Regions from separate parts of the Homo sapiens genome. Here region 2 is linked to region 1. A link is a loop called in an ENCODE intact Hi-C map of the cell type or tissue named here. Cell type or tissue: IMR-90. All regions are shown on one strand. Links, peaks and the distances in the headings refer to the core of each region. The heading gives the core; the rest is flanking DNA.

Region 1 (10,874 bases), core at 1,944-6,943:
CTTGCAAGAACGGAGAAAGGAAAAAAAAGGAGGAAAAGTGAGGATTTCCTCTACTATCCCTGAGCATCGGGAGACGCCCCGCCTCCTGGAGCCTGAACTGCGGGGCTGCTCCTGGTGCTTCCTGGCTGCGCCAGTGCCCACCACCGGTGCCAGGCAGCCTAGAGTAGGGCGGGCAGGACACCAGAAGGAAAAGCAATGGTGACCTGGCTTCTAGTTTCGAGGTACTTTGAATTCTGGTCTTCTTCTCCAATCTGCCTGCTACTGTTTACTTTTCAGATTCCTCAAATAACCGCTCTGTGCATTCTGTCCAGGTTTTACTGCTGCATTCCGTGGGAGGCGCGGGGTGGGAGTGTGCTTACCCAGAACGGAAACTGAGATCCTTTGTTTTTAAATGAAATTTTTGCATGGGTTACCTGAATTTTAAACATCACTGCACAATGTATAACTGATTCTTGCTCTTTCTGAAGCAGGGCCGGGTCTGAGAAACAGGCCAATTACAGGAGAAGGCTGAGGGGAAGGCACGTGAAACTGCACCCGGCACTCCCCTCGCAGCCTTCAGAAGCGCTGGGCACACACTGAGGGCGTTACAGAAACGTAACGGCAGTGCTCACAGCCTCAGCCAGGGCTAGAGTCATGTTCTGTCCAGATACCATTTTGTGCCTCTCCCTCCCCCAACTACTCCCACCCCCACCCCCTCTAAAAAGGAATAAACAGTTTCCTTCAGTCATTGTTTCCTGCCCACTAACAGATGCTCTTAATTAGCACAAAATTGCAGCAAAATTGCTAAATAAATCTATTTTACTTGTTTTGGATTTGTTTCTCCCAGAAAGCTTAGGCTTCTCCATCGTCAACACATCAACACACACTCACTTTATTGCTGAGTTGGAGTCGAGGACTCACAACCTAGTTCCTTGTTCATTTCCACGCACACAACTGTGATGCACAGAATTGATGGTTAGCCATCTTTCCCAGCAGAAAACTGCTGGTTTTAAAACCCTTCAGGAGCTCACTGGGGTGGGAACATGCATTTGGGAGTATTGAGACTTTATAAAAAATATCCCAAACACTCTATCAGTTATCTATTGTGATAAAGAAACTGATCATTTACATTAGTCATCATATAATTTCATCCTCCAAAGGACTGTAGCCTTGAAACACAGAGGAATGGGGCATTAGAAGCATCCTTTTGGTTTATTTTATACAAAAAATGTAGAAACATGCTTGTCAAGCTGATGGTGGCACCATTTTTTGGTAATTTCTTCATGGGCTGCCTAAGGTCATTCATGGGTGTGAGGATATGGTCTGTGAAGGAGGAAGCTGTTATTCCAAATTTTACAACAAAGAAAGCTTTTGCATAACACAGAATCGATAGCTCTCTTTTCTAGGTCATGAGTGGGCCTGCTTTTTTTCCTGTAAATTTTTTAAATGCTACATGGTCTTGAATTAATATATTTCTATTATGTACATGAGTGTAAGCTGGTAGGCAAAGGAGTATTTTAAAATATTCCCTTTTTTTGGCATTATCTTTTAGGAGTAAAATCTTGGAATTCAGCTTCATGGCTTGAGAGAATCACTTTCTTTTTTTCAAGAAACAAAACTTTATGCTGAGATCACAAATGACAAAAATATCCCAAAGCCTCATGGCTGTGCTTGTTGCAGTCTTTTTGAGTCAAATCCATTATCTCCATGCACTGAATGACTCAGTGATCACTTTTTACCCTTCGGGAAGTAGAATCTCAGATATCTGCAAAATAGCCACTAAATAACATGAACTAGTTGCGTATGGAATCTTCTGCTGTCCTTAATCTGAATTTTTGGAATTTTTCTCTAGTAATGAAAACATTTGCCTCTCATTAGAAGAAGCCTGCTCACTTTTCAATGCACATTGTCTGGACAAGGTGCCAGATAAGGCCTTTGCAAAACTGAAAGGAGGCTGCTTCCTTACATTGGAAATCAGGACCACGCCTGCCCTGAGAAATGCTTGTCTGAGGTGGGGCAGGCCCCTCTGTATGAATGCCCTGGTGGTTTAGAAATAGAGGGGGTCCCCACTCCTGCAGGAGCTCAGGAACAAAGCTGCTTCTCTGTGGCAACTCATTGTAATACCTCATTTGACATTTCAGCTCAGGCCTCCTGGGGACAGACAAACAGACCAATCCAAAATGATGTTATTTCCAGCCACCTCTGCTTAAGCTGCTGCTTTACCTGTCTGAAGAGGAAGTACAGGTGGCAGGCAGGATTGGGAATCCACGTTCCCACCTCCTGGGAGCAATAGGGGTGGCGTTGTTATGGCCACTTGATATTTGAAACACGTGGATGATAGGCATTTAATGTACCCTGGCATTTAGGGAATTGTTTGGAGTAAAATCACAATGATTAAAAAGAGGTTTTAAAAAGGGAAAGATGATTTTTGTCCTTTTCTATTTAACCTGCCATTGACGTTTTAAGGTGCTCAGAGAATTCTCTTTGTGGGAATTTGGGAAGGACAAATGTTGATGTATACACTAGAGAATTAAGACAAATGATAATTGAAAGAGATGATAAAAGCTAGCGGTTTCCATGGGGAAATAATCACAAACTGCTGTCAGACTGATTCCAATAAGAACATTGCTTTATGTGAAATGTTTTTTAAACAGCTCAACCAAAGCATTAAGCCAGAGCACTTCTGAGGGCATCTATTTGCGGTGTTTCTATTATATCCCCATCTGAGACTCCTCAACTTAACATTATTCACTGTTCCAGCTGCTGTGCTTAGCTTCTTTGTGGTCAACACTCAGTTGGAAATGAAAAATATTAGGTTGCAAGAAGAATACTATTTGTGGACCCTTAAGATCATTCTATAGTTTCACCATATTGATTTACCATATGGATTCTAAATTATTGATCTGTGAAGTTACTTTTGTATGTTAGCTCAGGTTAAATGCTGCTACTGTGTTTAAGATGTCTTTAATAATGCTGGAAAGACCTTTGATGTGCTTTTGGGCTTCTAGTAGTGGAGACTGCTTCCCATGCTCTGCCTTTGTATTTTCAGTCATTTATTTTGGAGTAATACTCAGGCGCTGTACCTTTTTGTGCCCCCAGTGTACCCTGTAGAGATCTCTGTCAGAGCCCCTATAACCGTTATGGCATTTATTGGTTTACACAGCTGTGGCCTATATTAAATTGTGACACAGAGCCTGGCATGTGGCACAAATGCCCACTGAATGAATGAATGACTCCTTGGTCAAGTCTCACTGCCTCTTTCCAAAGAATGCTGGAACAAGAAGCCTTCCATTTGCCCCTGCTGGCCCAACCTCCACCCTGCTCCACCCCGGGAGGCTGACCTGCAGGGACCAAGCACAGCCTCAGTCTTCCCTGCTTTCCCTTTGAGTTTGGCCAACAGGAGGCAGGAGATTGGTGGGTGGGGCAGACAGGGTGGAGTATGTAATAGGATTGGCTGTATTCCTGTACTACAGACTTCTCCATATAGTTCCCTTTAGACTTGTAAGGGCTCTCCGGTGTTACCAGACACAGGTATTGCATTATTTATTCTTTATTGGTTTCCTTAAGCCCTGCCCACACCTTTGTAAATAGACTTTTTGTTAAATTCTCTCAAATTAGCCAGTTTGAATGAGCCCACTGGATCCTGCTGGGTCCCTGACTGATTGCCCAAGTCACCCAGTTAACAACATTGGTTATAATCTAGGTGTAATACCTTTCCTCACTCACCATAAGCATACGGCCAACACTCTTAACAAAAGACAGGTGAACAAGAGAAAAGCATAACACATTTATTTAATCAAAGTTTTACATGACATGGAAGCCTTCAGAAATGAAGACCTAGAGATGCAGGGAAAATGATCTATTTTAATGCTTAGGTTCCATGAAGATGGACAGCTACGTGGAAGTGTGATTGGACAAAAGGGTCTGATGTAATGGTAATAGACTGAGCGGGGAACCCCAGCAAGGCCTGTCTGTTCAGCTTCCTCTTGGTCTCTCTGTGTAGTGTTTCTTCCTCCTGGGTATGGGGCAAGATCCCTCTGGAACAAAGGTATTTGGGGAGAAGGGAGAGAGTGACCTTTGTAGATTTTATGGCTTGCTTTGGGAAGAGGGTCTCCAGTTTCTCTCACCTGCCTTGCGGAAGAGGAATTCTGGTTTCTAGAACTCACTTTGGGGAAGAAAGAGGAGTGAGAGACAGGAGGGCCACAGAAGGTCAGAGAGAACTCGCCTTTGAGGCCCATCCAGTGTCTTTTTGAGACAGTCAAGTATAAAGGGGACCCCAGAGAAACTCTGACCAGCCTGTGCACTGGGAGGAATGCACAACGGGCCAGAGCCCCTGGGAAGTTTGCACCATTTGCAGTGGGGAGGAGCCTGGCCTCTCCTCTTCTGGGGTGGAAACTGGGATTCAATCTGTGAGGCAGGAAGCCAGCTAGCAGAACTTTTGCTTTGCTGAGAGTCCCTGTTTCTCTTTTTTCCTTTTTGCCCAGTAAATTCCATTTTTCTCACCCTTCAAAGTGTCTGTGAGCCCAGTCTCTCATGGTCATCTGACAAAGACCCCATTTTACCTGAACTAAGGAGAAAGTCCTACAACACTTTAAAGTTCATACCATGCCAAAGCACAAGACTTTGGGAAATCATATTCTGAGCCCCAACAACATCATAGTCTGTCTCCCTTGCATTATTTCAGTCAACCCCCCCTTTTAGGCCAGCCTACCTCTGAATTAGGATCAGCTGGAGCAGGAGTCAGCAAACTACAGCTTGCAGGCCCAATCCAGCCTGCTGCCTGTTTGTGTAAATGGAGCTTTATTGGAAGACAGCCATAACCATTTGTTTACTTACTGTCTATGGCTGCTTTTGAGCTACAACAGGAGGCAAAGAGTTGCAACAGAAACTGTGTGGCCTGCAAAGTCTAAAACATTGGCTATTTGACCCATTATAGAAAAGATTTTCCAACTCCTGATTTTGAGGAAAACCATAACATGTGAACTTCATCATTTTCATCCAGGGACTCCTGGGCCAGATGCTCGGGGCCCTTGTGAGTGGTCCATGACAGTGAAGTGGGAGGTTTTAAACCCCGGGCCTAGCTGAGTGCTCCTGGGACATCATATTGCTGTGCTGGCTGCTGCAGCAACCTGGGAAGCACTCACTCTGTCAATGTGACCAAGCAGGACTGGAGGCATTTGTGTTTAAATGTGTTGATAATTTATGATTTCAGAATCGAATAATTTCCTAAAGAGAACAACTCTCCTGAATATTTTAGCATTTTACTATCGAAGTTATTTTGTACATATCTGTCTCCCCCACCTGACCATGAGTGCCTCTTGGGAGAGCCTGGGTTTTAGTCATATCTCTATTTACCAGTGCCTGGCACAGAGTGGCTAAGGCTCAATAAATATTGTTTGACCAAATGGTAATCAACATCGAATTCAGAGAAGGAAAAAAGAAATGAGGGTGTGGGAGGCATTAACTGGAAAGATGTATGACTTAATGTTCTCCAGCTCTCTTACTAGAGTCTCTGCCTGCTCAGCCTGCACAGAACAAGAAGAGCTACAAGAAAAGGCTGTTCTTTCAGAAGGTGTCCCTCAGGGAAGACTGGCTACATGATTCGTGGGCCCAGTATAAAATGAAATGCAGGGCCTTTTGTTCAAAAATTTTTAAGAATTTTGACTGACTCTAGGCACACTGCCTGTGAGTTAGCCCTGCTCTGCAAGGAGCAGTAATAAAAAAAATAATAAAATTACTAAGAATTTCGAGACAGCATCAGCAGAGCATTAAACTGAGCATGGCCTCCTAAGACTGCACAGGTTGCATGCCCATACAGCTGGCCCTGCCCTATGGGTTCCTGAAAAAAGAGGCAGTCTGCGGGAAACCAGGGAGGCCTCCTTCAATCTAGAGGGACTGCGTGAGGCTCAGCCCCCACAAGGGTAGTACAGGCTGTGGGGATGTGAGACTGTGGGCTCTACAGGGATTCTGCAATGATGTGTGTCTAATAATGCCAAAACTGAATAACCCTTGATCACTTCCAAAGCGCTGGTATTGATCTCAGACGCCCAAGTGAGAATGGATTCCTCTTCCCCAAACCCAGACCGTCTGGCTTCACATAGACTAACCTTGTTCCCCACTACTTTCCTGTTTTCTATGTAACCCCGAGTCACCTAGGCCACCCCATCTAGGGGCAACAAACCACATTTGTACTAAAGCATCTCACGGCTGGCCTGTCTAGATGTTTCTTTCTTGGGTGCTGAGAGTTCCCACCACAGTACCTGACTGGAGAACACTGTGTATATGTGAATGATCCCTTTATCTTGCCCCCAGAACCCTCCCCTGCCTACTTCCTCACCATATAAAAAGGGGTTTAGGGGCCCATTCTCACTACACTGCAGGAAACCTATGCTATGACGCCCAAAGCCTTTCCTGGCACTAGACATTGACCCCGCCAGCTGCTGGAGCTCTCCCTTCCCCCAGCCCTTCCCTACCCTGCACGAGCCGTCCCCACCCCTGGGAATTGCAGCAAACCTCCTGGAGGTCTCTTGGTGTTGACAACTATAGGTGGGAGTTTTGAGCTCTAATAAGGATTTCCTGACTAGTGCCCCCTTTTTACTGGAGGGGCTACCATTTTTGTTTCCTCCAGACCATTGCATTCCCCCAACCCTTCATCCACCCATCCTTGCTACAAAAGGGGGCTGAGCGGGTCATCCTTAACCACTCTGTTCTTGGGAGCACCTCGTAACCTCTGCTAACAGGTGGTGGCTGCCTCACAGTGCTAGAAAGCCACCCTCCCCAGCCCTGGTGATGACAGTTCTGGGGTCCTCGCTCTGCCTGTGCAGGGTCCCAGCAGCCAAGGGCCGTGGTCCCATCTCCCTGCACTGAGGAAGATAAACAAATGCCCAGAACAAAGACAAGCCCCCAGCATTATGGTGCTTTGTTTAGAGAGGCACATATTCTTGAAGCTCTAAGCTTTGGGAGACTGTCGTCGATAAGGGAGTTTCTTTTCCCGGAGGAGCACAGCCTCATATAAAATAAGCTGCAGTTAAGGGAGAGCCCAATGGGGTCAAGTGGAGTTTGCCTTTGATCATACATGCAGAGTCAGACAGTCCTGGGGCCTTTGCATTCTCCTGCAAATTCCCCAACCTGGGAGTTGTGCTGTCTCCGGCCTCATTTGTCTCCCTGCGACTGATGTGGCCTTAATGACAGCAGCTCGCAAAGAGCCTCCTGCTGCCTGTGTGCATATGTGTGTGTTTTGCTGACAGCCAAAGCAGCCTTGCTTCCTCTCTGATACTGTGTCCTTCTCCTCCCACCCAGTTCCTCTTCCTTACACACAACCTATGTTTTCTGTCTCTTGCAGGGTCCCCGGTGGCATATAGATCTCCAGCCTTGGGCAGGCTCTGCTCAGTCCCTGGATGAAGAAGCCTGGAGGTTCCTGAGATATATCAGCACCACCCAGGTTGTGTTTCAGGCTCAAAGAAGTTAGAGAAGAATGTGAAAGATCCTGATTGCCTCTTTTGAAAGAAGGAGGTGGGGGAGGTTCTCAGCGACTCCTGATGAGGACTTGATGGGGAAGTGTGTTCAGAGGCATTGTTGCTTAAACTCATCCACTCACTTGGAGGCAGATAAGATACCTTCCATTTGCTAGGGCATGTTCCTTCCTCCAAGAGTGTCACCAACCTGAAATGTTTAAATGATTCATCCCAAAGTGTTTTAAAGATCCACTTTAGAAAATTGCTTTGGAAAACCATTTGAAATGACAGATTGGTCCCCGTGAGTAGGCAGTCGAGTATGTCACAAAACAAAACCATCATCTAGAGGTTCAAGCACCATTTTGTATTTGGAGGAACTTGCCTTTCCACTCTTCTGTCACAGATGCTTGGCAGCCAGGGATGTGCTAGGCAAGAGAGCAGAGGAGGCTTTGCAGGCAGTGTGCTGAGGAGTTAATGAATCCAAAGGCTCTCTATCTCAGAGCACTTGAAATCATTACTGAGCACGGGCCTTTATTAGTGACTTAACACATTGTGGTAGTTCCTGCCCAGCTCCAGGCTGAGCCAGTGCCCCGAGCAGGCAAAGAGACTGTCCATTAAGACAGTCTATGGCTCTTGACATGTTAATCAGAAGGTTCCATTCTCAAGTTGCCTGATCCCAGGGGGAAAGAGAGACAGAAAAGGAAATCAAGGCCCAAGGGAAATTTAGCCCTGAACTGAGAGGTGCTAGCAAATTAGCAGCTCAGACTGCCTGTGAGCTGCACAGAGGCCCACTCAGGAAGCTGCACAGTGGAGCTGGTGCTGCACGGGGGATCCTGGATTTTTAGAATCTCCCTCAAGCCCACTCTTGACATCCCTGTTCTCCTCCCCAGCCTCTCTGGCAGCAAAGCGCTTTTCCTCCGTAGGAGAGAATATATTTCCAGATCTTTAGGAGGTTAGTTAGTTTAGGGGTAAAAGAAAGTCTCATTTATCATATAATGCAGTGAGACAATCATAGGAATTTTAGTATTTGTCACCCAAACATGGACGTAAAAGCTTGTTGAATTAATCATGAGTGATGGGCTGTTGAATTAGTCCCTGTGCTTCTCATGATTTTATCTTATTTTGCTGCTGCAAATTAATTTGATGGACTTAGGCAGACTTAATTAAAATACTGAAATTTTAGTTTTGTAGTTTGATTTTACATGAACGATAAGAATCTGGACCTTTTAACTGTGATTTTCAAAAGCCCTTAAAGGCTCCAGAAGAAAATAAGAGGTTTTAATTTTATGAATCGGATTTGAGAACTATGGGCTTCACTCGCCAAAATAAATTTATGTAATGCAAGCTACCAAATTCCATTCTATATGTATTTCATGTTAATGTTCCATAACTTATAAAAGGCATGTTTGCTTAGAAGAAGCTATTGAGGCATGAAATGGTCATTTTTAGATCTCTCTTGGATCTTTCCCAGAAACTATGGGCTGAGAGGAGAAAATTTTTCTTTTCTTTTCTTTTCTTTTTTCAGAGACAGAGTCTCCCTCTGTTACCCAGGCTGGAGTTCAGTGGCACAATCTCAGCTCACTACAACCTCTGCCTCCCAGGTTCAAGTGGTTCTCCTGCCTCAGCCTCCCGAGTAGCTGGGATTACAGGAGCCTGTCACCATGCCCGACTAATTTTTGTATTTTTAGTAGAGATAGGGTTTTGCCATGTTGGCCAGGCTGGTCTTGAACTCCTGACCTCAGGAGATCCACCCACCTCAGCCTCCCAAAGTGCTGGGATTACAGGTGTGAGCCACTGCGCCTGGCCAAATTTTTTTTTTTAAAGCATCCTCCGTAGTCTGATCTTGTAAACCTGGGTACTTCACTTTGCTTCTCTGGCTCTCCTTGTTCTGATCCTGAAATGGAAGAGATTGTATCAAAATTATTTCTAAGGTCCCCCTCAGTTCTGTGAGCTTGTACTGTGCACAGAGCAGTATAGAATGGTTATTAACCAAGTATTTTTGAGTGTCTACAAGGTGCCAGGAACTGTTCTGGGCCCTGAGGATATAGTCTCTGCCCTTAAGGATCTAACCAACTCTTTGTGAAGGTGGATAACTGGATGTATAATTATTATTCAGCTTGATGAGCGATAATAGAGAATTTGTTGTTGAAGCTCACTAGAAGGATTTTTGTCCTCCAGAAAGAATGACGTAAAATTCCGGACCTCACAATGGTTTTTAATGCGGGGCCATTTTAGCCAGATAAGGTTCTGTGCTTTGATGTACTTCCGGGTTACTAGAAGGCCAGCAGATGGGAGTCACCAGAGATGACACTAAATGGTTCTTAATCAGAATCTTTTACTAACCAATGCTCCCTCCCCCTCCGTATGTAATGCAAAGCTTTATGGTTGCTTTTGGGGCTTATGCCTCATTTAGAACTCATCTTGACAATGAAAGCCTACGAAACTGGCAGAATATTAGAGTCACTGTTACCTAAAAATTTCAGTTAGCAGAAGTGAGTCATAATGGGCAAGGAAAAAAATAAAAGCTCTGAAGGTACTAATGCAAAATCCACCCCCATCCTCTTATGCTGCTTTTTAACATTAAGAAATATACTTCCCTCAAATCTGTGCTCAAGCTTGTACAGCAAGGCCAGCATTTGGTATGTGCATCATTGATGTATTCATTCCTCAATCCAGAGGGTATTTGTTGAACACCTGCTTTATGGCTGGCACTGTGCCAGGCCTTGGGATATTAAGCCTCAATAAAACACCCCTCCACACTGGTAAATAGGTAGGGTGCAAGAGAGTTGGGTGTTCTCTAACAGGGGGGAGACAGATGGATGGGGAAAGCTTCCTAGGCCAGAGGAGCCCGGGAGCAGAGGCATAGGGCATAGGACAGCATGGCATGAGACAGCAATGGGCGTGGCACCCCTAGACTTGTGCATTGTGGTCCTGGAGGCATGGTTGGGGTCATGCATTTTTAAATGAAATTCCAGAGGATATGGTGTTTGGGTAGAGTGTGCGGAACATCAAGCTCAGCTTAATTAGGTACTATTTTTTTTTTTCAATGTGAAAGACCATGATACACGACAGAGTTCTGTAGTCCGTGGTACACTGTCTGCTGCTAACAAGAAATAGTTAAATCATAAATACAGTGCTCTGTTCTAAGGGAAGTCTCCAGATTCAGCTTTTCATGGCAACCCCCAAACCATATGCCTCCAGGAAACATGCCTTGCAGTATAAAATTAATCTAAGCAACAGTGGCTGTTTTTAAAAAGAAAAAATAAAATATGTTTTAAAGCCTGTTTTTCTGTCTGTCATCTATCTATCTATCTATCTATCTATCTATCTATCTATCTATCTCTACCTCTCTACCTAGTTATCTACCCATCTATCAATTTGTAAGAATAACCTAAGAATAAGAACCCATGCTCTGGATATTCAGAATATAACTTTACAACA
Region 2 (10,874 bases), core at 3,992-8,991, 100 kb after region 1:
TTAAGATTTGGTTGTCCATTGATTGGCATGCTAGCCATTTTCCTGTAAATTCAATAAATGAGGTATTTTAGAGGAAGACTAAAACAATTTTTAAAACTTTTTATTTTAAATATGTTCACTGTGATTAATATAAGTTTTGCTCCCAAATACTTTATAATACTAAAAAATAAATTTACTATACCACCTGTAAAATGTTATAAATATGTCACTGGCAAGAGGTATTAATATATAAACTAATGGCTTTTGCATATACGATCCTATATCATTGAGCACTCTCATATAAAAGTTTTTAAAAAAATAAGGAAATATAGAAATTCCAAGCTTAATGTTAAAGAAATAAGCTAAAAGTTGTGAAATGAAATTAATTTATAGTAAGTATAGACAACAGAACTATGGGAAATAGGAGAAAGAGACTTATCTGTGGTAATTACAGAATAAAGAAAGATTAAGGGGTGAGAAAGCCTAGGGTTATTAAATAAAACTATACAAAAAAAGATATATTAAAAATTATAGTAACTTTTTAAAAGGCTACAATGCTTTTCTCTACTTAGGATTCATCAAAGCCCCTAGAGCCTAAACTGCAGCGTCTATAGTCATGCACCACTTAACAATGTTTTGGTCAATGATGGACCGCACGTATGACAGTGGTCCCATAAGATTATAGTGCTAAATTTTAACTGTACCTTTTCTATGCTGAGATTTTACTGTACCTTTTCTATGTTTAGATACACAAATGCTTACCACTGACTACATTATTCAGAACAGCAACATGCCATACAGGGGTAAAGCCTAGGAGCAACAGGCTATACCATACAGCCTAGGGTAAGTAGACTATACCATCTAGGTTTGTGTAAGTACTCTGTGTGATGTTCACAAAATGACAAAATCACCTAACACTGCATTTCTCAGAAGTACCCTTGTTGTTAGGAATGCATGACTATACTTGCATCCTATATATAGTCATCCCTTGGTATCTGTTGGGAATTGGTTCCAGGATCTGCACCCCTACCCAATACCAAAATTCACAGATGCTCAAGTCCCTTATATAAAATGGCATAGTATTTGCATATAACCTACATATCTCCTGTATACATTAAATCACCTCTCGATTACTTATAATGCCTAATGCAACGTAAATGCTTTGTACCTAGTTGTTATGCTGTGTTGTTTTTAATTGTTGTATTGTTATTTTTTATTGTTTATTTTGTTGAATATTCTGGATTCGTGCTGGTTGAATCCCAGGATATGGTGCTCATGGATACAAAGGGCCAACTGTACATGTAAACATTACTTACTAAGGAAACAGACTTAAATAATGCCTGAGTGGGTAAATGGCCTTGTTCAAGATGGGCACAAAATCTGTAATAGGTGGTTTAAAAATACGCTACATGAAATATAGATGCACAGTGACGAAGTATATAATCTAGCAATGATCAAAAAAAGGTTCAGTTAGGTTTCTCTTCTCATAAAAATGATAGAGCATTTGACAACTATTACCATTTGCTTGTGTCAGAGGCCCTGATGGAACAGCAAATTCTTCCTTGCCCTACACTTGGAGTTAATTATGTGAATTGACAGTGGTTTCAATGACAAGGTCCCCCAAACATCAGAACTCCCACTTTAAGACTCTCATGTAAAGCTATAATTACATCAGTATATTGTCAGTATATCTGTAGCACAAATTATCTTGTACGTAAAAGACAATGGATTAAACAATATTAAATAGATTTATCTTCTTAATTTTTGCCTGAGAAAATCTTTTATAGTGAATTGCTAAAGTGTTCTCTCATTATGGAGAATCAGACCAAAACTTCCTATCCCCTGAAAGAGTTTACAGTAAATCACTATTACTATTTTTTTTTTTAGAGAGAAGGGTCTTGCTCTGTTGCCCAGGCTGGAGTACAGTCACATGATCATAGTCAATCTCCTGGCTCAACCAAACTGCCCATCTCAGCCTGACCAAGTAGCTAGGGCTACAAATGTGCACCACCATGCCAGCTGATTTTTAAAATTTTATTTTGTAGAGATGAGGTCTCTCTATGTTGCCCAGGCTAGTCTCAAACTCTTGGGTTCAAGTGATTCTTCTGCCTTGGCCAAATCATTATTAAATGATTTACTGAACGTGATTCTGTTTGGAAGGAGAATTAGAAAAGAAAACTCTGGCCGGGCATAGTGGCTTAGGCCTGTAATCCCAGCACCTTGGGAGGCTGAGGAGGGAAGATCACTTGAGCCCAGGAGTTTGAGACTAGCCTGGGCAACAAAGGGAGACCCTGTCTCGAAAAGAAGAAAAGAAAAGAAAAGAGGGGAGGGGAGAGGAGAGGAGGGGAGAGGAGGGGAAAAGAAAAAAGAAAAGAAAACTGATTGTTAAATAAAAATCTGATGTTCAATCAATGTTAGCTGTAAATCATTGTTTCTTTTATTTTTATTTAAAAAGAGACACAGAAAAGTAGGTGAGGTGACTTGCATATGAAAACCAGTAATTCTTTCTAATATTGTAAAGATTACCTTATACAAATAATGGCACAGTGACAAACTTCCCCAAGAAGGAAGGGGCCAAAGTTCTTTTGAATAAAGAAATCACACTGTATCTTAGAAGCTCATTTAAAAATACAATCTACATACTAACTCACCATTTGGAGACAAAGTCACTGCAGGCATTGAGTGCATACTGGGTTCTGCTATGTACTTGAAATCCACAGGGATATCCCTAAAAATTTTAAATAGCATATCAGAATAAGCAACTTTTAAAAAGTACCTTCAGAATTATCTCTGGAACAAAGGAATAATATGCAAATAAAAGCAAACTCTTGATATTATATATTTAATAAATCTTTCATGAAACTTTCTGGAAGAAGAAAAATCACAAGATGACACTGTACTGCTTATGGTAAATCCTGTACTTCATAAATCACTTTCCATGATCATTATAACAGTGGTGGTGATTTTGTTTTCTATTTCATTTAAACTTTGGCCTTTATGTTAAAAAATCTGTTACTGAAAGAAAGTTCTTTAATAATGTACCATGGTGATGGATACACTAAAATCTCAGAATTCACCACTATATAATTCATCCATGTAACCAAAACCCACTTTTACTCCAAAAGCTGTTGAAATAAAACCAAAAATTAAATTAAAAATGTACCATGGTAGGGTGAAGCAAGATGTCTGAGGTAAGCCTATGGGGAAGTGTTATTTACTGGCTAGCCTACCTTAACTTGAGGAGGTGAGAGTGTTAAACAGCCTGCAGCAATGCAGGTGGATGGCAGGCAAAGCTGTAGGGATCTGTGAGCTGATCTAGCCCATCCAGAAATGATGATAAATGATGATAAATAAATGCTTGGTACCTGGACTATCTTCAGTTTACATGTAAAGCATTTCAAATGTGTTTGGTGAAGGAGAAAAAACATAAAAAAAAAAAAAAAACCTCATGTGAGTGATGAAAGAATGAAAAAAAAATTAAAAAGTAGCCACCTAAATTTAGAACCATCAAAAGTTCTAAGTGCCTTTTCATTTTTAATATTCTCCATGCTAAAAATTCTTTTCTGAAAGGAGTTTTCGTCTTGTTGCTTTTCATGAGACCAGAAATATTTTTTTTGTAATCTGATGAATAACACAGATTATACAGCAGCAATTTCAATTTCAAACCCTGTTTCAAGTTCCAATACTTTGATTAACTGGAAAATAATAGTAATTTGCCTTAATATAAGGATTTTCTCTATTTATCCATCCATCCAGCAGAAGGAGGAAATGACTAGAAAAAACTTCTATCAGGGTCATGGTCAGAGGAAAACATTTTCAGGTATAACCTGGGGAATAACATCATTTGTCAGATCTCCAACCCTTTATACCTCTATGGTACCAATGAGAACTGACATTTATAATGAACCAAAAGTATTAAAAAGAGCTGCAAATGAAAAAAGGCTTGTTTCTTCCCTCCTCGTATTGTTAGTGGTTAATAATTTTACAACATGAATTAAAACATGAGAATTTTCTAAATTAAGCATAGTCCAGGTTCATATTGATCAATGTGTTAACAAAAGTAAACAAAAATATTCAAATGGATACCTTATTTCAAGGAATCTTCATACCAGGAGCTGTGGAAGAAGAATTTGAACTACCCGGTGGACTTCATTATTTCTAGCAAAAATGCCTGCTAGGCATAGTTATATTTAATAAACACAACATGGCTGGGCGTAGTGGGTCACATCTGTAATCCCAGCACTTTGGGAGGCCAAGGTGGGTGGATCACCTGAGGTCAGGAGTTTGAGACCAGCCTGGCCAACATAGCAAAACCCCATCTCTACTAAAAATACAAAAATTAGCCGGGTGTGGTGGCACATGCCTGTAATCCCAGCTACTTGGGAGGCTGAGGCAGGAGAATTGCTTGAAGCCAGGAGGTGGAGGCTGCAATGAGCCGAGATCATGCCATTGTACTTGACACTCTAGCCTGGGTGACAGAGCAAGACTCCATCACAAAAATAAATAAATAAACAAACAAACAAACACAGCACTAATTGGATACTGTAATTCAGTATAATAAGCTAGTAACTCATATCTTGCAAATAATCTCCAGTTTAAAAATGAATTCACGAAAAAAACCTAATAAAAGTCTGAATTTTTAAAGCTAAATGATAAACAGTAGTGTCAACTTCTATAAAATTTTATTTAAAAAATATTTTACCAAAATAAATGCCTTCTGGAAAAAACATGCCTATGATATTTCATGCATTTGGTCGATTAAAATACCACAAGTTGGCCGGGTGCAGTGTAATCCCAGCACTTTGGGAGGCTGAGGCGGGTAGATCACAAGGTCAAGAGATCGAGACCATCCTGGCCAACATGGTGAAACCCCGTTTCTACTAAAAATACAAAAATTAGCTGAGCATGGTGGCGCATTACTGTAGTCCCAGCTACTCGGGAGGCTAAGGCAGGAGAATCGCTTGAACCCAGGAGGTGGAGGTTGCAGTGAGCCAAGATTGTGCCACTGCACTCCAGCCTGGGTGACAGAGCGAGACTCTGTCTCAAACAAAACAAAACAAAACAAAACAAAACAAAACAAAACAAAACAAAACCCTACAAGTTGCTGAATATCTAATATAGCTTTTATTCTCCTTTAGAACATAAGAGTTAGTTTGTGTAGTATTATTTAAGAAAGCCGTTTCCTTTGTTTTCTTTTATCATTATGGTACTCTAAGCAGGTACAAAGTATAAAAGTTTGGCAAACACCACTTGTCTGAAGGCCCCAGTGTTGCTAATTTTCCCATAGAGGAGGTCAGCTGTCACTTTGAGGAGGTCAGGGCCTCCCTTCCTCTCCTAAGCAAGTGGCCAGTATCACTAGTAATTGCTCTTTGGGATGATTTATGCAGTGAAGCACAGTTCCGGGGATCCTGAGTTGGTTTTGCTTCCTATTTATCTTTGTAGCAGGACAGACCCTCACATTTATTACTTTCTCACTAATCAAATCAAATACAAGTTATTAATTAATACCTTCTCTCCTTACCAGTCCCCTCATTCATCTAACCATCCATTCATATGATCAAGAATTCAAGCTTTGTGAGGCCAGGAGTTTGTGACCAGCCCAGCAAACAGAGTGAGACCCTATTCTTACAAAAAATTTAAAAATTAGCCAGGCGTGGTGGCACGCACCTGTAGTCCTAGTCACTCAGGAGTCTAAGGCAGGACGATCGCTTGAGCCCAGGAGTTCAAGGCTGCAGTGAGCAATGACTGCACCACTACATTCTAGTCTAGGCAACAGAGTGAGATCCTGTCTCTTAAAAACAAAAAACAAAAACAAGCTTTGGAATCAGTTTGATCAGAGTGTGAACTCTGGCCCTTTCGTGTCCTGTATAACCTTGGGCAAATTACTTAAACTATCTTATTTCCTTATACATAAAATGGGAATAACAAATGTACCTATCTTATAAGATTGCTTTGCACACTAAATCAGATAGTTCACGTGAAATGCTTAGGATAGTGACTGGCATATAGAAAGAGCTCAATCAGTGTAACATCATTGATAATTACACCAATAATGACTTCTTTACAGATTCAGCACTATTGTGTGCCAGGCACTGTGCTGGGAACAGACAGTAAGCATGACTCACACTGTTCTTTCTCTCATGGTTAAGAACTTGTCAGGAAAGAGAACAAATAAACAAGTACTTGAAGTATGCTAAAAACTGTGGAAAGCCAATGACAGTGTGGGACGATGGAGAGGAGGCACCTAATCTCATCTGTGGGCTGGTCAGGAAGGCTCTCATAGTAAGGGTTAAACTGAAAACTGTTTTTTGTTGTTGTTGTTTGTTTTTTTTGTTTTTGAGATGGAGTCTCACTCTGTCACCCAGGCTGGAGTGCAATGGCATGATCTCAGCTCACTGCAACCTCCACCTCCCGGGTTCAAGCGATTCTCCTGCCTCAGCCTCCCAAGTAGCTGGGATTACACGCGCCTGCCACCACGCCCAGCTAATTTTTGTATTTTTAGTACAGACGGGGTTTTACCATGTTGGCCAGGCTGGCCTTGAACTCCTGACTTCGTGATCCGCCTGCCTCGGCCTCTCAAAGTGCTGGGATTACAGGCGTGAGCCACTGTGCCCAGCTTTTAATTTTTAATTCTTTTATTAAGATGGGGTCTTGCTCTGTCACCCAAGCTAGAGTGCAGTGGCACAAGCATAGACCACGGCAGCCTTGACCTCCCAGACACAAGCAATCCTCCTGCCTCAGCCTCCCGAGTAGCTGGGACTACAGGCCTGTGCCACCACACTAGCTAATTTTTGTATTTCTTGTAGAGATGGGGTTTTACAATGTTGCCCAGGCTGGTCTCAAACTCCTGGGTTCAAGTGATCCACCCAACTCAGCCTCTCAAAGTGCTGGAATTACAGGCATCAGCCACTGCACCCAGCCAAGTTACAGTAAAATCTAAAGAATGTCATCATTTGTAACAAAACAGTATCATGACTTTTTAGGAGTATTTCCTAAGATCTGAGAGGAAATGAAAAAAAAAAAAAAAAAGAAACATACTAACATTATCTGCTAGTTTAATAAAAATTCTTTCCTGACCAATGTTTTACTTCAGAATACCCACATACACATGTCCTTAAGCCCTGTAATTGCTCAATTATTTAAATATTTACCAACTTCTTTTATACCACTCTATATTTAAAATTGAAAATATCTGAAGGTAGAAACATCAGAAAGTTTGAGTATGATCAACCTGTTAAAGTATATAAAACAAAACAGAACATGTATATGCATCCAGAGTTTGTGCAAGTGATCTAAGGTGGCTCATATAAAACTTGGGGTCCATATTAGATTCTCTGTAAAAAAATATTTCTGAATTAAGAAAGATCTTAGCTGTAAGGTACCCTCTAACATGGGCTATATATTAAGACTACTCTCTACTAATTGGGGATAATCTGAAGGGGTATAGTGGTGGTGGTGGTGAGTGTGGGAGAAACTACAATTAAATTACATTAAATGCTCAGTCACCCAGATTGTCCTGACAATGGTTAGGGACCTGCTGAGGTCCCCAAAGGGACTTAAGTATAAAGAGGAAACCACTGGCTGTGATTCAAGGCTTTCCACTTGTTAAAGCAGAAAAGCTTCTGGGGATGGAAAGACACACTTTTTAGTCTTTGCTAGGAGGACTCATGGTTGAGCTGTGCTTCATAACTGACTGTAAAAACATGGCGGCTTCCATCCAATCATTCGTTTTAACAAAAAGGTTAGTAAGCATTTTTTTTGCAACTAAATTATAGAACACACTATGATATGTAATGAAACTAGTATATTGCTTAACTTTAGAAAAATATTTTTTCCCTAGTAAAGTACAATTAACCAATATAATATGACTATATTCCATAAGTAAAACATTTGTACCAGAGTCATGATATGGGGTGATATGGTTTGGTTCTGTGTCCCATCCCAAATCTTATCTTGAATTGTACTCCCATAATTCCCATGTATTGTGGGAGGGACCCTGTGGGAGATAACTGAATCACGGGGACAGTTTCTACCATACTGTTCTTGCGTGGTAGTAAGTCACATGAGATCTGATGGTTTTATAAAGTGAAACCCCTTTCACTTGGCTCTCATTCCCTCTCTTGCTGCCGCCATGTAAGAAGTGCCTTTCTGGCTGGGTGCAGTGGCTCACGCCTGTAATCCCAGCACTTTGGGAGGCCAAGGTGGGCGGATCATAAGGTCAGGAAATCGAGACCATCCTGGCTAACACAGTGAAACCCCATCTCTACTAAAAAATACAAAAAATTAGCCGGGCGTGGTGGCGGGCGCCTGTAGTCCCAGCTACTTGGGAGGCTGAGGCAGGACAATGGCGTGAACCCGGGAGGCGGAGCTTGCAGTGAGCTGAGATTGCGCCACTGCAGCCTGGGTGGCACAGCAAGAATCCGTCTCAAAAAAAAAAAAAAAAAAAAAAAAGTGCCTTTCTCCTTCATCAATGATTGTGGGGCCTCCCTAGCCATGTGGAACTTAAGTTCATTAAACCTTTCTTTTGTAAATTGCCCAGTCTTGGGTATGTCTTTATCAGTAGTGTGAAAACAGACTAATACATGGGGCATTTTCAGTACTGAAAAATCATAAAAAGTAGACATTTAAAAAATTAAGATATACACCACTATTTTCTTTGGGTGGTTCTAGGGCCATGATCTTATGCTCAGTCCCCCTACTGCTTGCCAGTTATTTTACAGAGATGAATAAGGTACCTAATAAAGAATGTAAGACAGCAAAATACAAATCTGTCATCCGTATAAGAAAAACAACTCAAGATACACATCCTTTGGAAAGACTATCCAAAGATTATAAATGGTAGCATGTTTGGATTTAATCTGCATATTGTCAGTACTTAAATAGTTAAAACAGTTTGATTGGCAAGCCAGGATCACAGTTGCAAAAAATATTCAAATGGTTGCATATTATCAGGCTTCATCTTTGTCTATATAATTTTTAACTGCTTGCTTTATGTAAATCAGATTTTCTACTGATGGAAACTCACCATTCCCAAACTCTTAGGCTTTTATCATCAGATGTGCTCACAAATCTCCTATTCTCATCCACAAAAACAATGGTGTTGACAGCTCCCAAATGCCGATCATATTCCTGCACAATTTCTCCACTTCGAATGTCCCACTGTGTATCAGGCAAGAAAAAAGGTAAAGACAGAAGTAGAGTGGATTTATGAAAGACCATAATTCTGGAAAGTGGAGAAGGAGAAGATCTTCAACACGATATTTTTATAAATGTAAATTTTTCTGCTAAGAATGGTGCATTAGCCGTCCCTAAAAGTAGCAAACATTAAATGAGTAATATTAGCTTATTAACTTATTCCATCCCCTTATACAACATAAAGCTTAGGAGTCTTAACAAAATACTGTGAAAGACTTACTTGCACAATCTTCTTATCAGACATCCCAGCCACAAAGAGATTTTGCTTATCTTCATCAGGATTGAATTTGACACAATAAGGTACTTTTCGGTTTGTAAATCTTGATATACACTGTCCTAAAACCAAAGACTCAAATTAAATAGGTAAAATAAATTTGACCACTTAAAGATGACTGTGAGATTAAGATCTAGAGGTCACCTGCTTAATACATTTTGAGGAAGGGCTGCCTGCTTGCTCTTTACTGTAAACTACATTTGTTCTTTTTCACAGATTTTTAATGATTAAAAATAATTTTTTCAAAAGTAAATCGGTACTACCAATTGTAGAATAAATAAATTATAACTTCATTCATATAATGGAATAGTGCAAGCAATAAAAAAGAACAAACTACTGGTACAAGCCATGAGGGAATCTCAGATATTATGCTGGAGCTAGAAACAAAAGAGAAAAAATGGTATGATTTCGTTTATAAGAAGTTTAAGAAGAGGAAAAATGAAGAGGAAAATGATGACAAAAGTGGTTACTATGGTTACTGGCAGTGGGCACAGACTGGAAAAGGGCATAAGAAACCTTTACTGAGTGCCGCAAATGTTCTAGATCTTGATCTTTGTGGTAGACAACTGCATAGATATGTTTACCAAAAAAAAAAAAAAAAAAATCACTGAATATTTAGGCACTTCATACATTTTACTGTATGTGTATTTTATCTTGATTTTTAAAAGAATCTGCAAAATAGTAGTCTCTCAGCCTTGGCTACACAGTACAATCATCTAGTCTATAGCCATACCAATTATATAAATACCTTTGAAGGTAGGACTCAGGCATCAGTAATATTAAAGCTCTTCAGATGATTACAATGTGTGGCCAGAATTGAGAACCACTGCTAAAGTGCTGAAGAATATGGGCTTTGGCATCAGAGAGAGCTTCGTTTGAACCCAAGTCTGCTACTTATTAGCTGTGTGACCCTGAAAAAGTTAGCTCTTTAAGCCTCAGTTTCCTTATCTATAATATAATAATAGTACTTACCTCATAGGGATAAATTAAGATTGAAGGAGACACTGAATATCAGTGCTTAGCAATTATGCCTGTTAAATGATGTTTAATAAACATTAACTATTATCATTACCCTTCAGATGCAGTAAGGGTAATGACAGTAAGACAATAAGATAGTAAGATAATTTTTATAATTACATAAAATTATACTAGCCACAACATATTAATGTGAATCAATTAATAAACAGCAATTAGTATGGCTGTGAATATATAAAACCAACTGGCCTGTGAAAGTTGAGACCTACATTTTAATCAATTTGCGCAAATACATTTAATTTTGTTCATTAGACATTTATTGCACTTCTGTTATGTGCAATGCACAGTGCTAGGTGATGTAGGGGAACAAAAAAATCAATTAGATGGCCTATACAAGATTTCCACTTTGCTTATTTGTCAGTACGTTTGCTTTATAAAATCTATCTGGTGG

The links. Peaks named below come from ENCODE experiments on the same cell type or tissue, not always from the same donor. Only the 100,000 strongest peaks of a DNase experiment are listed, where the experiment ranks them.
Region 2: a loop joins it to region 1, with 2.2 times the contacts of the local background. A loop is called at or near these places in 1 of 110 quality-filtered maps.

Annotation. Positions count from the first base shown.
Region 1 is chr6:110,319,320-110,330,193 of GRCh38, reverse strand. METTL24 (methyltransferase like 24) reads left to right here. Exons shown (of 5, transcript NM_001123364.3): 2 at 7,322-7,420. Among named protein-coding and RNA genes, the nearest start is that of METTL24, 34 kb to the left of the region's middle. RefSeq lists enhancers at 1-94, 6,747-7,354. In IMR-90, for the core only: no CTCF peak of the experiment used is centred there; a DNase peak (open chromatin) is centred at 4,793; H3K27ac peaks cover 1,888 bases.
Region 2 is chr6:110,218,000-110,228,873 of GRCh38, reverse strand. CDC40 (cell division cycle 40) reads right to left here. Exons shown (of 15, transcript NM_015891.3): 11 at 9,395-9,510; 12 at 9,005-9,138; 13 at 2,631-2,707; 14 at 1-42. Among named protein-coding and RNA genes, the nearest start is that of CDC40, 43 kb to the right of the region's middle. In IMR-90, for the core only: no CTCF peak of the experiment used is centred there; no DNase peak of the experiment used is centred there; H3K27ac peaks cover 599 bases.